Regions from separate parts of the Homo sapiens genome. Here all the other regions are linked to region 1. The links are chromatin contacts, found by Hi-C or POLR2A ChIA-PET in ENCODE. All regions are on one chromosome and are shown on one strand. Each heading gives the region's core, a stretch centred on a gene start or an enhancer-like site at or near the end of the contact. The rest is flanking DNA. Distances are from core to core; before and after follow the strand shown.

Evidence for each region. A loop is a pair of places that touch in the nucleus more often than their neighbours do. ChIA-PET counts read pairs that join two places held with the same protein, here RNA polymerase II (POLR2A). Pooled maps may share reads with other maps.
Region 2: a loop to region 1 is called in a pooled map, with 12 times the contacts of the local background. The contact joins the promoter of SLC25A23 here to the enhancer-like site in region 1. A Hi-C loop is called at or near these places in 1 of 37 single-sample maps with no recorded cell type and 7 of 50 pooled maps. POLR2A ChIA-PET finds 5 or more read pairs at or near these places in 1 of 52 experiments (naive thymus-derived CD8-positive, alpha-beta T cell).
Region 3: a loop to region 1 is called in a pooled map, with 5 times the contacts of the local background. The contact joins the promoter of TNFSF9 here to the enhancer-like site in region 1. A Hi-C loop is called at or near these places in 3 of 37 single-sample maps with no recorded cell type and 3 of 50 pooled maps. POLR2A ChIA-PET finds 5 or more read pairs at or near these places in 1 of 52 experiments (MCF 10A).
Region 4: a loop to region 1 is called in a pooled map, with 4 times the contacts of the local background. The contact joins two enhancer-like sites. A Hi-C loop is called at or near these places in 3 of 37 single-sample maps with no recorded cell type and 4 of 50 pooled maps. POLR2A ChIA-PET finds 5 or more read pairs at or near these places in 2 of 52 experiments (OCI-LY7 and T-cell).

The regions. Positions count from the first base shown.
Region 1 is chr19:7,194,398-7,199,519 of GRCh38, reverse strand. The region is part of intron 2 of INSR (insulin receptor); the gene reads left to right. Among named protein-coding and RNA genes, the nearest start is that of INSR, 97 kb to the left of the region's middle. RefSeq lists a silencer at 875-1,504 and enhancers at 1,336-2,172, 1,985-2,184. Within about 2 kb of position 2,644, at least 11 of the 41 ENCODE cell types and tissues checked have a DNase peak (open chromatin) inside an H3K27ac peak, as active enhancers do.
Region 2 is chr19:6,457,305-6,462,426 of GRCh38, reverse strand. It overlaps SLC25A23 (solute carrier family 25 member 23), which reads left to right and starts at 2,635. Exons shown (of 10, transcript NM_024103.3): 1 at 2,635-2,954; 2 at 4,103-4,229; 3 at 4,837-4,924. The coding sequence starts at 2,799. RefSeq lists silencers at 1,944-2,123, 2,634-2,773, 2,824-2,883.
Region 3 is chr19:6,527,919-6,533,040 of GRCh38, reverse strand. TNFSF9 (TNF superfamily member 9) reads right to left here and starts at 2,015. Exons shown (of 3, transcript NM_003811.4): 1 at 1,738-2,015; 2 at 225-255. The coding sequence starts at 2,004. RefSeq lists enhancers at 1-135, 136-636, 1,238-1,337, 4,108-4,367, 4,798-5,027 and silencers at 1,748-1,817, 1,958-2,187.
Region 4 is chr19:7,798,111-7,803,232 of GRCh38, reverse strand. All of the region lies in intron 1 of LOC124904628 (a long non-coding RNA gene), which reads right to left. Among named protein-coding and RNA genes, the nearest start is that of EVI5L, 30 kb to the left of the region's middle. Within about 2 kb of position 3,190, at least 4 of the 41 ENCODE cell types and tissues checked have a DNase peak (open chromatin) inside an H3K27ac peak, as active enhancers do.

The DNA of each region.
Region 1 (5,122 bases), core at 1,395-3,894:
AGGCTGAAGCGGAAGGATCACTTGAGCCCAGGAGTCCTAGACTGCAGTGAGCTATGATGGCTCCATTGCACTCCAGCCTGGGCCACAGAGTAAGACCCTGTTTCAAACAAACAAACAAATTTAAAAAATCAAACAAACTCCCACTCCCCCAAACTCCATACCACACCCTCTCCTGGTCTCTCTGGGAGACCTGGATTCGAGTTCTGGCAGAGCTGGTTATTGGCAAAGTAGCCCCTCTATGCCTCGGTTTCTCCAATTCTAATGGTGATGATTGCTTGAATAATTGAGTTAATATGACCTCATTGATGGATTGGACCGTGTGTGCTGCAAACAGATTACACACTTTAAAGTGTATTCATGCCTGTAATCCCAACACTTTGGTAGACTGAGGCAAGAGGATCACTTGAGGCCAGGAGTTCTAAACCAGCCTGGGCAACGAGTCCCCATGTCTACAAAAAAATAGAAAAAATTAGCCAGGCATAGTGATGCACGCCTGTAGTCCCAGCTACTCGGGAGGCTGAGGTGGGAGGATGGCTTGAGCCCAGGAGTTTGAGGCTGCAGTGGGCGATGATCACACCACTGCACTCCAGCCTGAGGCGACAGAGTGAGACCCCCCCCCCAAAAAAAGTGTATTTATGGGGGTGAATGTTAAATGAGAATGTCCACTCGCTGCCTTGGTTTACTGGAACTGCAAATTCAATGGGGACACACAAGTTTTCAAATGCATGCGGAATACTGGCTGGAGGTTACCCCAAAAACGTAGCCTGTGGATTTTAAGAATGTATTTATGAGTATGGTTCTCGTTTTCTGGGTGAGTGGTGGGTGAGAATAGAGGGTGCACTGGCCCGGCGAGTTCGGAGATGCGGACCCTCCCCCCCTGCAATGTGAGGAATTTTGCTGTGTGACCCTAGTGAGCCGCTGCACCTTTCTGGACCCCTCCCGAGGGAGGCCTGGGGTCAGGGGGCCCCTCGGCAGTCCCGGGAGCTGCCACGCGGTGACCCGATCTCCTCCCGGGCACACGCCCAGCGCCGCGCGCAGCCTAAGCCACCCCGGTGGATGCTTGATGAGCCCTTGCAAGCTCGGTTTCTCCTTTTCCCTAGCTTTTTCCAAAGTTCCATCCGTGGCAGACTCGACCTGCGGGGTCTGCAGCCACGAGGGGCCCTCCCAGGGCGCCCTTTCCTCTGGCCGGGACCGCCCGGCGGCGGCCACTGCCCGAGCGCCAGTCTGGGGAGCGGAGCCCGGCGCACCCGGGGGGCGGGGCCAGCGCCCCTGCAGCACGCCCGCCCATTGGCTGAGCGCGAGGGCGGCGCTGCGGCCGCCGCAACCGCCGGGGCCGGATTCCCCGGAGCGGAGTGCGCCCCGGGCTTTGTGCTGCGCTGAGGCCTCCGGCTCGAGGGGGCGGAGCCTTGAGCGCCTAGGGCTCCCTCCCTCGCCCCCATGGGCACACACGCAGACACGGGCACACACGCAGACACACACACACGCCCATCATGGACACACACACACGCTCGCCCACCATGGACACACACACACTCCCACCATGGGGACACACACACACTCCCACCATGGGGACACACACACACACACACACACACACACACTCTCACTCTGGAACCGACCAATCCTGGGGCTGCACAGACACACACGCGCACACACTCTCTCTCGTTCTCTCTCTCTCTCTCTCGTTCTCTCTCTCTCTCGCTCTCTCTCCCACTCTGGAACCGACCAATCCTGGGGACACACACACACACACACACACACTCCCACTCTGGAACCTGCCAATCACACACACACACACACTCCCACTCTGGAACCTGCCAAACACACACACACACTCCCACTCTGGAACCTGCCAAACACACACACACACTCCCACTCTGGAACCTGCCAAACACACACACACTCCCACTCTGGAATCTGACACACACACACACACACACACCCAAACACACACACTCCCACTCTGGAACCTGACACACACACACACACACACACACACACACCCCCACTCCCACTCTGGAACCTGCCAATCCTGGGGCTGCTCTAGCGAGGAGACCCCTGGGACCCCGCCTCCTTCCGGGCCTCTGCGTGCGCAGTATATCTCCTAAGAGATCCGCAGCATGGAGAGGGCCCGCCCCCGTGGACGGACTCACTCCCTCCCCACTCACTCACTCACTCGCTTACTCACTCACTCACTCTCTCTCCGAAGAGAAGAAGCCTGCGGCTCCCGAAGCGGGAAGGCCCTCTGGTACTCTGTTCCCTTTCTAGCCTCTATATGCGCCGTATGTCTCCAAAGAGCTGCGCAGTTCTATTCCAAAGGCGTCATCGCGTGTGGGGCGGTATTGTCAGGCAAGGAAAAGGGGCGCTTCCCCGCTTCAAGGACACGCGCTCCTGCGGTCGTCGCTGCTGACCACGAAGCTGTCAAAAGTTCACCTCCTTGGCTGCCCCCAACCCCTGCCCCTTTGCCATTAAATCATTTACTAGATTCCAACTAGAGGAATTTGGCTCCGGGGACTCGAACCTCTGAGGTCAGGGTCTGGGGCCAGTGTGGGAGAGAAAGGCCTTGAATGGAAACAAAATAAATTACTTTAAGGAGTTTATAAAACTCACACTTATAGGGAGAGCCGCGGGGCCCTGTGGTCAATGTACCAGCAGGCCCATGACGCAACTGTTCCGTTTGGAAATTTCTGGAAAGCAGTAATTTTTGGAATCATAAATCTTGAGTATTTTTTTTTTAAACTTTGGAAAGGTTTTTAAACTTTTTTTTTTTAAGTTTTTTTTAAACTTCGGAAAGTTTTAAGCTTTGGAAAGAATGTAACAAAATGTTATTAACATATGTGGAGCTATCGAATCATTTAATGGTGGTTTCTGTATTTTCTGTTTTGTTTTTTATCACATACCTTCTTAATTAAGAAAAACCCAAACTAATTTGAACTTTAAAAGGGAGGCAAACAAAAAAGTGTCAGAGTGACTGGATTTTTGTGCGCAAGTCATTTAACAATGCAGCGCTGCGTCTCCTATTTCTCTGGCTTTTAACCTTGCTTTGGACAAATTGGTCGCTTTTTGTTTTGATGTCGTTTCAAGCTTACGGAAAAATTGCAAGATTATATCTAGATCAATCAATTGTTTACGTTTTATTCTACTTGTTTTATTACCTTTCTAATATATTTATGCACACACATTATATACATTTTTTTCCCCTGAACTATTTGAGAGTTAGTTGCAGGCATGATACATACTCCTTAATTCTTCAGTGGATATTTCCTAAGAACAAGAAAGTTCTGAGGCCAGGCGTGGTGGCTCATGCCTGTAATCCCAGCACTTTGGGAAGCTGAGGCGGGCGGATCACCTGAGGTCAGGAGTTCGAGACCAGCCTGACCAACTTGGAGAAGCCCCGTCTCTACTAAAAATACAAAATTAGCCAGGCGTGGTGGCACATGCCTGTAATCCCAGCTACTCGGGAGGCTGAGGCAGGAGGTTCGCTTGAACCTGGGAGGCAGAGGTTGCAGTGAGCCGAGATGGTGCCATTGCACTCCAGCCTGGGCAACAAGAGCGAAACTCCGTCTCAAACAAAAAAAAAAAAAAAAAGAAAGAAAAGAAAGAAAGTTCTCTTACATAATGATGGTACTGGTGCCGTTGTCAAAATCAGGAAATTAACATTGATACAGTATTTTAATCCAATGTCTTCTATAATCTTATCTGTTGTCTCAATATTGCCCTATATAGATTTTTTTTCCTAGGCGAAGGTTCCAATCTAGGATCACACTTTGCATTTGAATGCTGCTGTCTCTTAAGTCCGCACAATTCCTCAGTTTTCTGTGTCTTTCCCAACATTGGCTTTTATTTATTTATTTATTTATTTATTTTTATTTTTTTTTGAGGCGGAGTCTTACTCTGTCACCCAGGCTAGAGTGCAGTGGTGAGATCTTGGCTGACTGCAACCTCTGTCTCCTGGGTTCAAGTGATTCTCCTGCCTCAGCCCCCAAGTAGCCGGGATTACAGGCATGCGCCACCACACCCAGCTAATTTTTGTGTTTTTAGTAGAGAAAGGGTTTCACCATGTTGGCCAGGCTGGTCTCGAACTCCTGATCTCCAGTGATCTTCCTGCCTCAGCCTCCCAAAGTGCTGGGATTACACGTGTTAGCCACCACACCTGGCCAACATTGGCAGTTTTGAAGAGCACAGGCCAGTTATTTTATCGAATGACCTCAAGCTAGGGTTAGTAATATATGGAAAGAAAGCTACACAAATATTTTGTCTTTTTCATTGCCTCATAATGGGAAGTACGTGTTGTTGCCTTGTCCCACTATTGTGGGCAATGTTACTTGAAGTATTTTTAACTAGAATTTTTAAGAAGAAATACATTTCCCGTAAGGCTCAGTACCCAAGACATGCATATACCTGAATGAAAAGTTTCCCACAACAAGATTTACTCTTGCCATTTTCTAGTACTGTGGGATTTTTTCCTTTTCTTTTCCCCCTGCAGGAGGGGATGCTGCTGGGGGCTGAGGACAATGCTAAACCTGGATGTCTCGAGGACAGGGGATGGGGTTTTTGTGTCATCTATGTTCTGATGCTTTTTCATTTAATACGAGAACAGGTTTCCTATGATTTGGCACACTGGGACATTCGACATGTGTTTGTTGAATGAAAAAAAGAAAAAAGAGAAATGCTAACAATTTGTTGAATAGTCCATAAAAGAGCAAAGCTGGCCTGGCGCGGTGGCTCACACCTGTACCAGCACTTTAAGAGGCCAAGGCAGACGGAGGTCACGTGTTTGAGACCAGCCTGGCCAACATGGTGAAACCGCTTCTCCACTAAAAAAAAAAAAAAAAAAAAAATCAGTTGGTGTGGTGGCGTGTGCCTGTAATCCCAGCTACTCAGGAGGCTGAGGCAGGAGAATCGCTTGAACCCAGGACATGGGGGTTACAGTGAGCCAAGATTGCACCACTGCACTCCAGCCTGGGTGACAGAAAGAGATTTTGTCTCAAAAAAAAAAAAAAAAAAAAAAGCAAAGCTATTATTAAAACACACTCCACACTTCACCCCTGAGCCCCATATTGATTTTGTAATAAGGCAAAGATAATTTTTTTTTCTTTTTTTGAGATGAAGTCTCATTCTG
Region 2 (5,122 bases), core at 1,386-3,885, 740 kb after region 1:
CCTACGGGGCGGGAGACTGTAGAATGCATTCATGGGTGGAGGGAAACCTGCTCAGAAACATACCTGTGAGGTAAGAGAAAGCACCTTGTAGGAGGAACACCTGTATGGAATTGAGCTCAAGTGAGGGGAAGAACTTGGAACATCTGCACGGGGCACACTCACATTGACACACATCTGTGGGTAAAACCATCAGGGCAGGGGCTCACATACACTGAGGCCCACCTGTCAAGAATGTATCTGTGAGAAAACACCTATTTAGGGGCACTTACATGGAAAAAAACCTCTGTATCACTCCATGCTGTATGGCACCTGCAAGGAACAACTGTAAATGAAAACCTCTGCTGGGGAGCCTCTTAGAAGAGACTCATTTGTCTGGGGCACACCTGTTCCAGCACACCTGTCTAGGCAGAGGCTGGGCGTGAACTAAATATGCCCTCACGACTGTATCTTTGTTTTCTTTCCTTTTTAAAAAAAATAATAATAATTATTATTATTATTTGTAGAGTTGGGTGTCTTGCTATATTGCCCAGGCCGGTCTCAAACTCCTGACCCCAAGCGATCCTCCCATCTCGGCCTCTCAAATTGCTAGAATTAGAGGCCTAAGCCACCGAGACCGGCCAATGCTGTATCTTTGGATAAAGGATGATGATAATAACAAGACCCCCTCCTGAGGACCCTTGGGTGACAAGTGATGATTAAAGAATAATTAGGCCAGGCCGGGCGCGGTGACTCACGCCTGTAATCCCAGCACTTTGGGAGGCTGAAGCGGGAGGATAATCTGAGGTCAGGTGTTCGAGACCAGCCTGGTCCACAGGTGAAACCCCCCCCCCCCGTCTCTAATAAAAATACAAAACTCACGGCTGCGGTCGGGCATGGTGGCTCATGCCTGTAATCCCAGCACTTTGGGAGGCCGAGGCGGGCGGATCACGAGGTCAGGAGTTTGAGACCAGCCTAACCAACATGGTGAAACCCCGTCTCTACTAAAAATACAAAAATTAGCCGGGCGTGGTGGTGTGCGCCTGTAATCTCAGCTACTTGGGAGGCTGAGGCGGGAGCATTGCTTGAACCCGGGAGGCGGAGGTTGTGGTGAGCTGAGATCGTGCCATTGCACTCCAGCCTGGGCAATAAGAGCGAAACTCCATCTCAAAAAAAAAAAAAAAAAAAAAAAAAAAAAAAAAAAAAAAAAAAAAAAACTCACTGCTGCGTGCGATGGCTCACGCCTATAATCCCAGCACTTTGGGAGGCTGAGGCGGGCGGATCACGAGGTCAGGAGTTCGAGACCAGCCTGGCCAACATGGTGAAACCCCGTCTCCACTAAAAATACAAAAATTAGCTGGGTTTGGTGGCGGGCGCCTGTAATCCCAGCTACTCGGGAGGCTGAGGCAAAAGAATCGTTTGAATCCGGGAGGCGGAGGTTGCAGTGAGCCGAGATCGCGCCATTGCACTCCAGCCTGAGCAACAACAGCGAAACTCCGTTTCAAAAAAAAAAAAAAAAAAAAGATAATTAATTCTTTCTAGGGTATAGAGTGATGGTTAAGGATCCCAGATCTCTTTAAACCCTGTTTTGCCCCTTAGTGGTCATCAGGACTGGGGAGAATGACTTAACCTCCGCTTCCTTATCTGCAAAGTGCGAACGCCAGTACCACCTACCTTATAGGGTTTTGGCAAAGACGACTCGAGAGGTGAGTAAAAGCCCTGGCATGTGCAAAGCACTGAATCAAAGTGAGATTTGTTATCGAGTATTCGCTGTCAAGTGGTCTGGGCTCCCTTCCCCCTAATGGTGGATCGAGAAACTGCGCCCGAAACTAGCAGTAGGGACATTCCGCAGGTGCAGCGAGTGCGACAGGCTGGGGCCCTGCCTCCAGCGCTCGACCACTGGGATCCTCAACCCCGCGCCCGGGTCACTGAGCCACCCCCTCCCCACGCCGCTCAGCGTCTGATTGCGGCCGCGGCCCCTTTAAGATCTCCTGGCAGGCGGTGGGACTGCGGGCTGGAGGCAGTCGGGGGTCTGCGGGGAGGCCCCGCCTAGGTGGGAGAAGAGGCGGGGCGGGCGGGCTCAGCCCAGGAGGCGCTGACCAATAGGAAACCGACTTTGCAGCCGCGCCGCGCGTTGATTTTCTGTTTCCCAGTCAGAGTGGGAACCGAGAAAGGAAGCGCGCGGGCGGGAAGAAGGGACAGTGGGAGAGCATCGCTCCTGGATCTTCTGTTTCTGCGGCCGAGCGGGGAAGGTGTAAGGCGCGGGCGGGCAGAGAGCGAGCGAGATGGTGCACGGTTCTTGCGTGCGTCTGGGAAAAGCGAGAACTTGAGTTCCTGAAGATTAGTGGGTGTGGCGGGGAGGTCAAGTGGAAGGGGATTATGAAACCCAATCCCCGACAGCGCTCTACCTTGCCCCCTTGGGCAAAGGGGGAAAGGGTAAACTGAGGCACGCAGAGGCGGAACTCTGAAACCAGACCTGAGACCACTGAGCTCCCTAGCCCGTCTTCCCAGAAGGAACTCTGGTGTTCCTCGGCTGTGCAATACCAGACCATCCCAGACATTCCCTCCCCACGCCCCCAGCTCCGCCCTCGGTCCCCTCCCCCCAATGCAGGTCGGGGGAGGAGACGCAAGTTCTGGCGCGGGCGGCGACGGCTAGCCGTCACCACCTCCCGCAAGTGCCAGAGCCGAGCGGACTGCGCGGAGGCTGCGGAGCCGGCGGCCGCGGGAGCTGACCCTGCGGGGTCCCGGGGGGGGAGGGGGAGCCGCGAAGCCCCCACTGAGGCCGCCGCTGCCGGGCCTCCCCTCCCCCCCGGGCGGGCGCCATGCGGGGGAGCCCGGGCGACGCGGAGCGGCGGCAGCGCTGGGGTCGCCTGTTCGAGGAGCTGGACAGTAACAAGGATGGCCGCGTGGACGTGCACGAGTTGCGCCAGGGGCTGGCCAGGCTGGGCGGGGGCAACCCAGACCCCGGCGCCCAACAGGTACCCCCACCCCCAGGGACCTCCTCCCCTCCCGGCCCCGCCCGCTCCCGGTTACCCAAGCCCCTGAACTGGGCGGCCGGAGCCACCAGGGACTACCTGTGGCTGGACTCCAGAACCTGTGTCTCTGTCTCGTTCCCCCTACCCACTCGTGTTTGGCCTAACGGGATCGCTCAAGACAGGGACGCCGAGGCCCCAAGCCTGCAGTTCCGCGGCCAACACCCGATCCCCCTGCTGCGGGGCAGGGGGCGTCTGCCTGGGAAGAGATGGGGGCGCTTTCCTGCCCACTGCCCGGGACACACCCTCCTCCAGACTGCACAGCCCATGACGTGCCCTGCTCTCACCTCCAGGAGACACACCCTCCATCCTCTGGGCACCTACTGCCCTGGCCTGCAGCTGCCCCGATCCCTGTGTTTACATTCCCTGGCCTGCCCTTTCATGGGCCGTTCACGGGCCTGGCTCACTGTCCCGGGCTGCCCCAGCCAGGGACCCAATCCTGTCTGCGGTCACCCGCAGCTGGGAATGCACCTATAACAAGACTTTCCTCCCGCTGCCCCCACCTCCACTTTGCAGGTCCTTCCCACACCTGTAGCCCCAGATCGCTCTAAGAGAACCACAGCAACCCTGAGAGCAGTCCAACCTCCCACTTCCCAAATGGGAAAAACCAAGGCCTCAGCCACTCCGCTTGGTTCTCTCCTGCCCCACATCGCCCAGGGCTTCCTCCAAAGGGAACCCCTGGGTCCCCCATGTGGACAGGGTTTTTTAAGAGGCAGCTGGGTTCAACAGGAATGAGATACCTAAAAAAATAACAAAAACTAAAAACAAGAGACAGCTGGAAGGACAGGCTTTACAGATGAGAACTGAGGTTACCATTTCCTGGTTCTGTGACCTTGAACTGGTGACTTGACCTTGCAGAGCCTCAGTTTGCTCACCAGGAAAACTAGACCACTCACACCCACCGCACAGACCTGTGGTGGCTGTAGGGATCTGGCTGAGAAGTTAGCTGACTGAGGGAGAAGTGGGGTGACGTCTTCTATCCCCTTCCTCAAGGCGCTGGGGGCTCTGGGTTCCTAAGGCATAAGGTGACATGCGTCCCCTCCAGATCAGGAGCAGGTTCCTGGAGCCACCTCTATCCCCTTTCCCTCTGTCAGGGTATCTCCTCTGAGGGTGATGCTGACCCAGATGGCGGGCTCGACCTGGAGGAATTTTCCCGCTATCTGCAGGAGCGGGAACAGCGTCTGCTGCTCATGTTTCACAGTCTTGACCGGAACCAGGATGGTAAGGTCGGGCGACCTGCCTGCAGGCCCCAAGGGATAGGGCTGTGGGGGCCCTAGAGACATCAGTGGGGTTAGAACTGGCAGCGCTAGGAGGAGAGGGGGAGGGCCGCTTCTCCCCGATGACTCATAGGCTATTTCAGGAGCACTCCTCACCCCCTAGCTAGGTGGTTCGAGGCCCAGCCAGCCCATCCCACCTCCTTTCCCTACTGGGGCAGAACCCCGATAATTACCCTTAGATTTTTCTATGGGGCAAAGATACCCTATGCTGTTCCTGGGTCCCCTGTGGGACAGAGATCCCCTCATAGCAGCATCTGGGTTGTGGATATTGCCTCTCAATCCCCCATGGCATAGAGACCCCTACAATTACCCCTGGATTCCTTCATTCATTTACAGAACAGAGAAGCCCCCCCAGTATTTCCCAGTTCCACCTCTCTGACCCCAGTGAGTCAGGGGTCCCCCCACAGCCCTACTGCAAACCTCCTCCTAGGTTTCTGGAGCCCCTGATCTTGCTAGACCACCTCCATTCCAAGCTGTTCTGATCCTTGGTCCTGGGGTTCCCCAGGTGTCCTCACACGCACATCCTTCCCCACCTCCGGCCCCCTCCCCAGGTCACATTGATGTCTCTGAGATCCAACAGAGTTTCCGAGCTCTGGGCATTTCCATCTCGCTGGAGCAGGCTGAGAAAATTTTGCACAGGTGAGTCGCTGGGGGTCTGGAATCCAAAGTAACTCAGGACACAGTGACCCCTTGGCCATCTCTGTCTTCTGGGCTCCAGACCCAGTCCCAAGGAGGATACAGCTGAGAGGTTGGGGCTTTGAAGTCAGACAGATCTGGCCAGGCGCAGTGGCTCACATCTGTAACCCCAGCACTTTGGGAGGCTGAGGCAGGTGGATC
Region 3 (5,122 bases), core at 766-3,265, 670 kb after region 1:
GATGGGGGTCTGATGGGGAGGCCATGGCATCCAGAGAGTCAGAGCAAGTCAGAAAGAGGGATCGGTGGCGTTCAAAGAGGGGAAGTAGCAGCTTTCAGAGACAGCAGCGGTCAAGGGTCAAAGCCAGTGTGCGGCAGAGCCTCACTCTCCAGGTTCCCCCTTCTTCGTATCCCGGGGTGGGGATGGTGGGGGGCCAGGGACCGGAAGTGGCGGAGGATACTTACCATTTTGGGCCACCAGCTGCGCAAACATGCCCTGTTAAAAGTAGAAAGGAGGAAAGTGGATGGGGGTTCCCCTAGAAAATGGAGGTTCTGTCCCCACTCACTTCAGCTGTCAGGGTCCCCAGAGTCTGTGCCGACCTGAAGCCTACGCTTCCCTTCCCTCCCAACTAAAGAACAGAGACCGCACACACACACACACAAACACACAAACACACGAACACAAACACAAACGAACACACACACGAACACCCACATTAACACACAGACACACGAACAAACACGAACACACACACGAACGCAAACACAAACACACACAAACACCCACACGAACACACACAGACACACACGAACACAAATATCCAAACACACCCACATGAACACAAACACCCACACGAACGAACAAACACAAACACCCACACGAACACACACCCACACGAACACAAACACACCCACGAACACACACACATACGCACCCCCACACGAACACACACACACGAACACAAACACCCACACAAACACGAACACACACACACACACACACACACACACACACGAAGCTGGTGGCTCAACCTGCCCCAAGGACAGATCTCCAAGAATTCAGGAGGGAAAAGCGATCCCTCTTCTTTCCAGCCCCCTTGGGGGTATTCCCCTGGGGGTCTTGAAAGGGAGAGGGGTACCTCAGATGTTGGGGATAAGGCTCTTTGGGAGTTAGCAAAGGAACTGGGGGTCTCCTTGGCGGTCCCAGATAAAGAGGAAGTGCCCCCCTCGGATCGGGGATGGAAAAAAGGTTCCCCCCAGAGATGCAGAGCTTGTGGGGGTGCGGGGTAAAAAGAGGTGCCCTCAATGTCCTAAGTCCTACATAGAGAAAGGAAGCCGTCGAGGGTTGGAGAACCGCGGAGGGTCCCCCGTCCAGGGTGCAGATGGGGTGCCTTGGGAATGCGGAATGAAGAGGGGTGCCCCCACCCACTGCCACATGGAGGGAAGCCAGCCTTTCTCCGACCCGGGGTGCAGAAGACGTATCCCTGAGGGGTTGAGGACTGTGGGGGTCTCCTCCTCCTGGCCTGGGGTGCTGATGGGGTCTCGGGATGCGGAATGAAAGGGGTGCCCTCCCGTGCAAGACGGAGAAGGAGAGCCCTTGGAGGTCCAAAAAGAACTTGTGGGGGTCTCCTCTCCCCCTCCCGGGATACAGATAGGGTCTCGTAGCGGGCGCAGGATGAAAGGGGTGCCCCCCGGACTAGAAGAAGGAGACCCTTGGGGGGTCCAAAAAGAACTGTTGGGCGGTCTCCTCCCCGCCCCCGGCCTGGGGTACAGATGAGGTGTCGTAGGGGTGCGGGATGAAAGGTGTGCCCCCCCGGCCTCGGTGCTAGATGGAGAATGGGAGCCCCGGTGGGTCTCCTCTCCCCGGCCGGGAGTGTAGAACAGGTGTCCCTGGGGGTGCGGGAGGGAGAAGGGAGTCCCAGAGGGGCGGTAGGGGTCTCCCGCGAGACCAGCTACCGAGGGTCGGGGCACGTCTCACCTGCCGCAGGTCCAAGAGGCCGGCGGGATCGTCGGGCGAAAGCTCGGGACCCTCGCGGAGTCTCGGGCTGGCCGCGGAGCCGGGCGAGGCGCGAGCCCCGGACACGGCCCAGGGGCAGGCGAGGAAGACGGCGCAGGCGGCAGCGAGCAGCAGCAGCAGCAGCAGCCCCGCGACCAGGGCCCAAGGCAGTACGCGGCAGGCGCGAGCGCGGGGCGCGGGAGGCCACGGGGCTTCGGGGTCCAGTGAAGCGTCAGAGGCGTATTCCATGACGAGAGACTGCGGGAAGACACAGCGCGCCGCTTTTTATAGCTGCTTGGCTACAAAAGGAGGCCACGCCCCTCCGCCCGCGGCCACGCCCCTCCGCCCGCGGCCACGCCCCTTCCCAGCCCAGAGCCTTTCCCCTCGTCCCCGTGACTCTGCGGAATTTTCTCCACTCGGATCTCTCTCCGCTTTTCGCTCTCCTTTCCGTTTCCGGCCTTCCAAGCTCGGCTCCAGGTTCCTTTCTCCCTGCTGTCTCTCCATCGCCCTGGTTCTCCCTCTCTGCCGCTCTTTCCCGGTATCTCTGTGGGTCTCTTGCTGACTCAGTCTCCTTTGCTCTCTGTGTCTCCCCGTTAACGTCTTTCTCTGTCTCTGTTGATTGCCTCTGCAGTGGGTGGAAAGAGATCTTTCTCTCTCTCTGCCAATTTATGTCTATGCGTGCCTCTGTGCCTGTATTATCTCTGTCTCTGTCTCTCTCTATCTCTGTCTCTAATTCTCTCTCCCTGTCTCTGGCTCTGTTATCTCTGTCTCTGTATCTCTCTGTCTAACTCTGTCTCTGGCTGTTATCTCTGTCTCTCATTGTATCTCTCTCTGACTCTCTCTCCCTGTCTCTGGCTCTGTTATCACTGGCTCTGTCTCTCTATCTGTCTTCTCTCTCTCTGCCTCTGACTCTCTCTCCCCATGTCTGGCTCTGTTATCTCTGTCTATATATCTCTCTCTGTCTCTGACTCTCTCTCCCTATCTCTGGCTCCGTTATCTCTGTCTCTGTATCTGTCTCTGGCTCTGTTATCTCTGTCTCTCTATCTCTGTCTCTGACTGTCTCTGGCTCTGTTATCTTTCTCCCTCTCTCTGCTTCTGTTATCTCTGTCGCTGTCTCTGGCTGTGACTCTCTCTCTCTGTCTCTGTGTCTGGCTCTCTCTGTCTCTGTCTCTGACTCTGTCTCTGGCTCTGTTATCTCTGTCTCTATGTCTCTGTCTCTGTGTCTCTCTCCCTGTCTCTGGCTCTTTTATCTATGTCTGTCTGTCTCTTTCTCTCTGTCTCTGACTCTCCCTATCTCTGGCTCTGTTATCTCTGTGTCTGTCTCTCTGTCTCTGACACTCTCTCCCTGTCTCTGGCTCTGCTATCTCTGTCTCTGTATCTCTCTTTGTCTCTGCCTCTCCCTGTCTCTGGCTCTTTTATCTATGTCTGTCTTGTGTCTCTTTCTCTCTGTCTCTGACTCTCCCTATCTCTGGCTCTGTTATCTCTGTGTCTGTCTCTGTCTCTGACACTCTCTCCCTGTCTCTGGCTCTGTTATCTCTGTCTCTGTCTCTCTGTCTCTGGCTCTGTTATCTCTGTCTCTGTATCTCTCTTTGTCTCTGCCTCTCCCTGTCTCTGGCTCTTTTATCTGTGTCAGTCTGTGTGTTTCTTTCTCTCTGTCTCTGACTCTCCCTATCTCTGGCTCCGTTATCTCTGTCTCTCTCCATCTCTGACTCCCTCTCTTTATGCATCTCTGTGTCTCTCCCTGTCTCTGTATGTCTCTGGCTCTCACTCTTTCTGTCTCTCTCCCTGTTTCTCTCTGTCTCTGATTCCCTCTGTCTCTCTCTGACTCTCTGTCTCTCCCTGTCTCTCTCCTTTTCCTTCTTTAGTCTCTCTTTGTCTCCTTCCCCTCCTCTCAGCACCCCCTAGCCCCCCATCACTAGGACTCCCCCGGGTTCCCCCACATCCAGCACTTCCTAAGAAGGGTCAGGCTTCAGCCAAGCCTCAACCACCCTCACTCCTGGAGCATCTGCCCCCTGATCCCCAACCCCCCAGTGGAACCCTGAGTGTCATGCTCAGCCCTCCTGGCCACCTTCCCCGGGACCCCTGGGCCTTCCCTGGCCTGCCCCCACCCACCCACTGGATGGTTCCCGGCAGGAGCCCCTCGGGACCCTACAAGCAGAAGCTCGGAGAGTCCAGGTGGAGAAATTCCCCTTGCAAGAAAGGGACAGTGTTGAGCGAGTTGGAGGAAACACATTTCCCATCTGCTCTGGCCTGCTGGAGGCGGCCAATCCGGGGCTGGGAGGATGGGCCAAGAAGCGGTGAAAACTTGGCCCCAAAAGAGGAAGCACTCCCAGATGGAGAGGGACGTGACCCGGGGAAAGCCCTTGGCTGGTGTTGAAGTCCTGGTCTGCCCAGACCAGTGTGGGTCCACAATGGCCAACTCCCTTCCCATCTCCCAGCCCCATGGGAGATGGGAGGGTAGACCACGCCTTTCATCCCTCTGCTAGCAGAAGTCAACAGCCCATAAAATAAAGGGACTTTTGTTTTGCTTTCAGATACAAGGTCTTGCTCTGTCGCCCAAGCTGGAGTGCAGTGGCACGATCATAGCCCACTGCAGCCTCCAATCCTGGGTTCAAGCCATCCTCCTGTCTTAGACTCCTGAATAGCTGGAACTACAGGCACATACCACCATGCCTACCAATTTTTTTTTTTAATTTTTTACTTTTTATAGAGACAGGGTCTTGCTATGTTGCTCAGCTGGTCTCAAACTCCTGGACTCAAGCAATGCTCCTGTCTTGGCCTCTCAGCACTGTGATGCCAGTCATGCGTTACCGTGCCCAGTCATAAGGTAGACTTCTCATTCAACAGAACAAGTATCTTCCAGGTCAGCACTGTGTCTGATCCTGTATTGGGCCTCCCTGGGGGATTGCAGAGAAAACAGTAATGTTACTGGCTAGTGTTGAAGGAGCATTACCAAATGCTAAACACTTCCTATATACGGTTTGGGTACTCCACGTGTGAGGCCCGACCCAGCAACAGGGCCACTATCAATTAGCTATGCAAATTCTAGCACCCCGCCTAAACCTCCGGAAACTCTCAGAGGGGGTGTCCTCCAGAAGATTCCGACGGCCCCGCAAGTTTGAGAATGCCACTTGTGCCCACGTTTTTCCTTCGCATCTGCTATTCCTCGGCCTGGAACATTCTTTCCCCAGAACCGCAACTGCCAGACACTTTCTCACCACTCATGTCTCCCTTTACACCATCCCTTCCGGGTCAAGATGACAAACTGAACCAGCCTCTGTTTTCACTGTCTCCTGAAACTTCACTGTAGTCACACTTGAGCAATTGTTCGTAAACCAAAAAAAAAAAATTACAAGCCAGCAGAACG
Region 4 (5,122 bases), core at 1,941-4,440, 600 kb before region 1:
AAATAATCTGTCTAGTCACTACCTCTGGTTCCTGGCAGGGGGCGTCTAAACTCTTGGAATTTTCCAAGTAATAGAAGTGTCTTAATGGCCAACAAACATATGGAAAAATGCTCAACATCACTAATGATCAGGGAGATGCAAATCAAAACCACAATGTGATACCACCTTACTCCTGCAAGAATGGCCATAATCAAAGACTCAAAAAATAATAGATGTTGGTGTGGATGTGGCAAACAGGGAACACTTTTACACTGCTGGTGGGAATGTAAACTAGTACAACCACTATGGAAAACAGCGTGGAGATTCCTTAAAGAACTAAAAGTAAAACTACCATTTGAGCCAGCAATCCCACTACTGGGTATCTATCCAGAGGAAAAGAAGTCATGATACAAAAAAGATACTTGTTCACACATGTTTATAGCAGCACAATTCGCAAGTGCAAAAACGTGGAACAAACCTAAATTTCCATCAGTCAACGAATGGGTGAAGAAACTGTGGCATACATATAAAATGGAATACTACTCAGCCATGAAACGGAATGAATTAATGGGATTTGCAGCAACCTGGATGGGACTGGAGACCATTATTCTAAGTGAAGGAACTCAGGAATGGAAAACCAAACATTGTATACTCTCACTCATAAGTGGGAGCTAAGCTATGAGGATGCAAAGGCATAAGAATGACACAGTGGATTTTGGGGGCTCAAGGGGAAAGGGTGGAAAGCTGACGGATAGAATACTACAAATTAGGTGCAGTGTATACTGCTTGGGAGATGGGTGCACCAAACTCTCATGAATCACCACTAAGGAATTTAATCATGTAACCAAATACATGTTCCCCCAAACCTATGGAAATAAAAAAAAAAAAGAAGCGTCTTTATTATTCATGGGGGCCCTGGACCATAACTGAGCTTATACCAAGGAGGTGACTCAGGATGGGGGCTGGTCATGCCAGAAACACCAACCACCAAGGTTGGGATTTTTAGCCACCTGACCTCCAGGAAGGGGAAGGGGCTGAAGGTGGGGTTCAATCATGTAGATAATGGTTGGATCAACCCCACCTACTTTTTAATCCTGCCTATTTTTAAATACAAAACTAGCCGGGCATGGTGACACACACCTATAATCCCAGCTACCAGGGAGGCTGAGGCACGAGAATCCCTTGAACCTGGGAGGTGGAGGATGCAGTGAGCTGAGATTGTGCCACTGCACTCCAGCCTGGGTGACAGAGTGAGACTCCATCTAAAAAACAAATAAATGAGGCCAGGCGCGGTGGCTCACACCTGTAATCCCAGCACTTTGGGAGGCTGAGGCGGGTGGATCACGAGGTCAGGAGATCAAGACCATCCTGGCTAACATGGTGAAACCCCGTCTCTACTAAAAATACAAAAAATTAGCTGGGCGTGCTGGTGGGCACCTGTAGTCCCAGCTGTTCCGGAGGCTGAGGCAGGAGAATGGCCTGAACCTGGGAGGTGGAGCTTGCAGTGAGCTGAGATCACGCCACTGCACTCCAGCCTGGGAGACAGCGAGACTGTGTCTCAAAAAAAATAAAGTAAATAAATAAATAAATAAATAAATAAAACAAAACAAAAAAGAAGAGCTCACCAGAGCCAGCAGCCTGAAACAAAAGTGCTGGTGGAAAGGTTTATGGGGTGCCAGTTTAGTCAGTCACCCCTGTGTAGGACACCTATGGAAAACTGTAGGGGGCCCTTAGGAGAATCATCTCCGCAAGCCATTAAGTTCCCAGGCCAGAGGGCATGACCTGCTCTGCGGCTTTACACAGAATGCTCTGGGCTGACACACTCCCTTGAAGTGTTGGAACGTGACCAGACATCCTAGCTCCTTGTAAAACCGGCCCCCACCAGCTGCAGCCCGATAAGTTAAAGACTGTCTTAGCAGTTAGACATATGCTTTTAGCTTAAAGGAAATTCATATAACCGCCACTGCTCTACATCTTTCCAATGACGTACGCTCCCGCTCCTTCACCGTTTCATCCCAGCTGCTTCTTAGATCAAAAGATTGTGCTCAATAAATCGTCAGGCAACCAGAACTCTGGGCGTTTTGCAGCCTTCACTCTAGCAACTGGCCCCCTGGGCCTGCTTTAAAATCTTAACTTGTCTTTTCTCATTCCTTTGTCGCCACCGGACTTCAGGTACCCACGGGTAGTGTTGAGGCTGGACCCCACCATCTGGCGCCCAACGTGGTATCTCCAAAACAACCGGGTGAAGGAATGCAGGAGCGTCGAAAATGAAGGACCGACAGATGGAGAACTCCCAAGGACGAAAAGTTTTTTTTTAATTTTTACTTATTTATTTATTTATTTATTTTTGAGACGGAGTCTCGCTCTGTCACCCAGGCTGGAGTGCAGTGGCTCGATGTCGGCTCACTGCAAGCTCCGCCTCCCGGGTTCACGCCCTTCTCCTGCCTCAGCTCCCAAGTAGCTGGGACTACAGGCGCCCGCCTCCACGCCCGGCTAACTTTTTGTATTTTTAGTAGAGACGGGGTTTCACCATGTTAGCTATGATGGTCTTGATCTCCTGACCTCGTGATCCGCCCGCCTCGGCCTCCCAAAGTGCTGGGATTACAGGCGTGAGCCACCGCGCCGGCCAACGAAAAGACTTTTAAGCTCTGCAGGTAAGCGGGGCGCTCGGAGAATTCCAGGGTAACAACAGGAAATTGTGGGTCAGGCTGAGAGTAGACATAATAATTATTTGAGTTTGGTGCGGCAGTTATTGTGCCACTGTGGTTAAACGTGAGCACCCAAAATCTTCTGTCCCTGTTTCAGCTAATAGAACAATATTCTCCTTGGTTCCCGGAACACAGCTCCATGGATTTGAAAGACTGGGAAAAAATAAGGGCTGACTTCAAACAGGCACAAAAAGAGGGTCAAGAAATTCCTTTCTCCGCTTGGTCTGTGTGGGCGGCAGTGAAAACAGCACGTGAGCCTTTGCAGACTGAGGAGGAACCAGCATTTGGAAATGAAGGAGACGAGTTTGACGGTCAGGAGAGTGCACCATCTAGCTCCAGTTTAAAAAAGGCGGAGAATCAGGAGGTTATATATGCTAACCAAACACATATGAAAGAGACCGTCCAACCTACCGCACCCTCAGGGGAAGCTCCGGAATGGCCACCCGCGCCTAAGCCTTGTGAATTGCGGGCATGGAAGCCTGAGACGCGGTTCGCCGCGCCCATTGTTGCAAAACCTGCCGTTAATTACGGTAAAGGGATGATTCAGGCTCAGCCACCAGTTAATTAAAATTCAGGCTCGCCCTGCCGTTCATTACGGGGAAGGAGCAATTTCCCTTAAAAATGGATGACCCAGCGCCCTGTCTGGGTCGAACAGTGGCCGATCCCTAAGGAAAAATTGGGGGCGCTTTATGAAATAGTTAAAGAATTACTAGAAAAAGGACATGTTTCACACCCACTTTTTCTCCTTGGAATTCCCCAGTATTTGTAATTAAGAAAAAGTCCGGCAGATGGCGCATGCCGACCGATTTACTAGCGGTCAACGCTGTAATTCAACCGATGGGAGCTTTACAACCAGGGCTCCCATCCCCCATTATAATCCCTAAAGACTGGCCGCTTGTTATTATAGATTTAAAAGATTGCTTTTTTTTTTTTTTTTTTTTTTTTTTTTTTTTTACAATTCCTTTAGCAGAGGCAGATTTCGAAAAATTTGGCTTTACCATCCCTGCAGTTAATAATAAAGAACCTGCAGCCAGATATCATTGGAAGGTTTTACCTCGGGGTATGTTAAACAGTCTCACAATTTGTCAGACTTTTGTAGGCAGAACTATCCAGCCTGTTAGAGATCAATTTCCAGATGTGTGCAGCAAAAAATAGAGGCCAACTTATTCAATGTTATTCATCTTTGCAAAAGGCAATTACAAACGCTGGATTGCTTAAAGCATCTGACAAAATTCAAACAACCACTCCTTTTCAGTATTTGGGAATGCAAGTACAGGATAGAGCATTAAGCCTCAAAAGGTTCAAATTAGAAAAGCTTCTTTAAAAACCTTAAATGGGCGGGGGGGCAGTGGCTCACGCCTGTAATCCCAGCACTTTGGGAGGCTGAGGCGGGCGGATCACAAGGTCAGGAGATCGAGACCATCCTGGCTAACACAGTGAAACCCCGCCTCTACTAAAAATACAAAAAATTAGCCGGGCGTGGTGGCTGCGCGCCTGTAGTCCCAGCTACTCGGGAGGCTGAGGCGGGAGAATGGCGTGAACCCGGGAGGCGGAGCTTGCAGTGAGCCGAGATCAAGCCACTGCCCTCCAGCCTGGGGGACAGAGCAAGATTCCGTCTCAAAAACAAAAACAAAAACCAAATAAACCTTAAATGATTTTCAAAAATTGTTAGGCGATATTAATTGGATTCGGCCCACCTTAGGAATTCCTACTTATGCTATGTCTAATCTCTTCTCAATACTGAGGGGAGACTCCAGTTTACACAGTAAAAGAGAACTAACACCCGAGGCCATGAAAGAGTTAAGAGTAATTGAAGAAAAAATTCCGCAAGCCCAGGTCAGTAGGATTGACCCAGACTTGCCTTTACAATTCATTGTTTTCCCTACTTCACACTCCCCAACGGGGATTATTGTTCAAAATAATGATTTAGTTGAATAGTCCTTTTTGCCACGTAATACCATAAAAACACTTACAGTATATTTAGATCAGATGGCAATTTTAATTGGACAGGCTCGTATGCGAGTTGTTAAACTTTGTGGCACTGAACCTAATAAGATTATAGTTCCTATAAATAAAAATCAGGTTAAACAGGCATTTATTAATTCAGTTACATGGCAAGTTTATTTAGCAGAATTTGTTGGATGTATTGATAATCATTATCCTAAAAATAAAACTTTCCAGTTCTTAAAATTAACTACATGGGTTCCTCCGAAAATTACTCGTGATGCCCCTTTGGAAGGAGCTGTGACTGGTTTTTTTGTTTTGTTTTTGTTTTTTGAAACGGAGTCTCGCTGTGTCGCCCAGACTGGAGTGCAGTGGCGCTATCTCGGCTCACTGCAAGCTCCGCCTTCCCGGTTCACGCCATTCTCCTGCCTCAGCCTCCCCAGTAGCTGGGACTACAGGCGCCTGCCACCACGCCCTGCTAATTTTTTTGT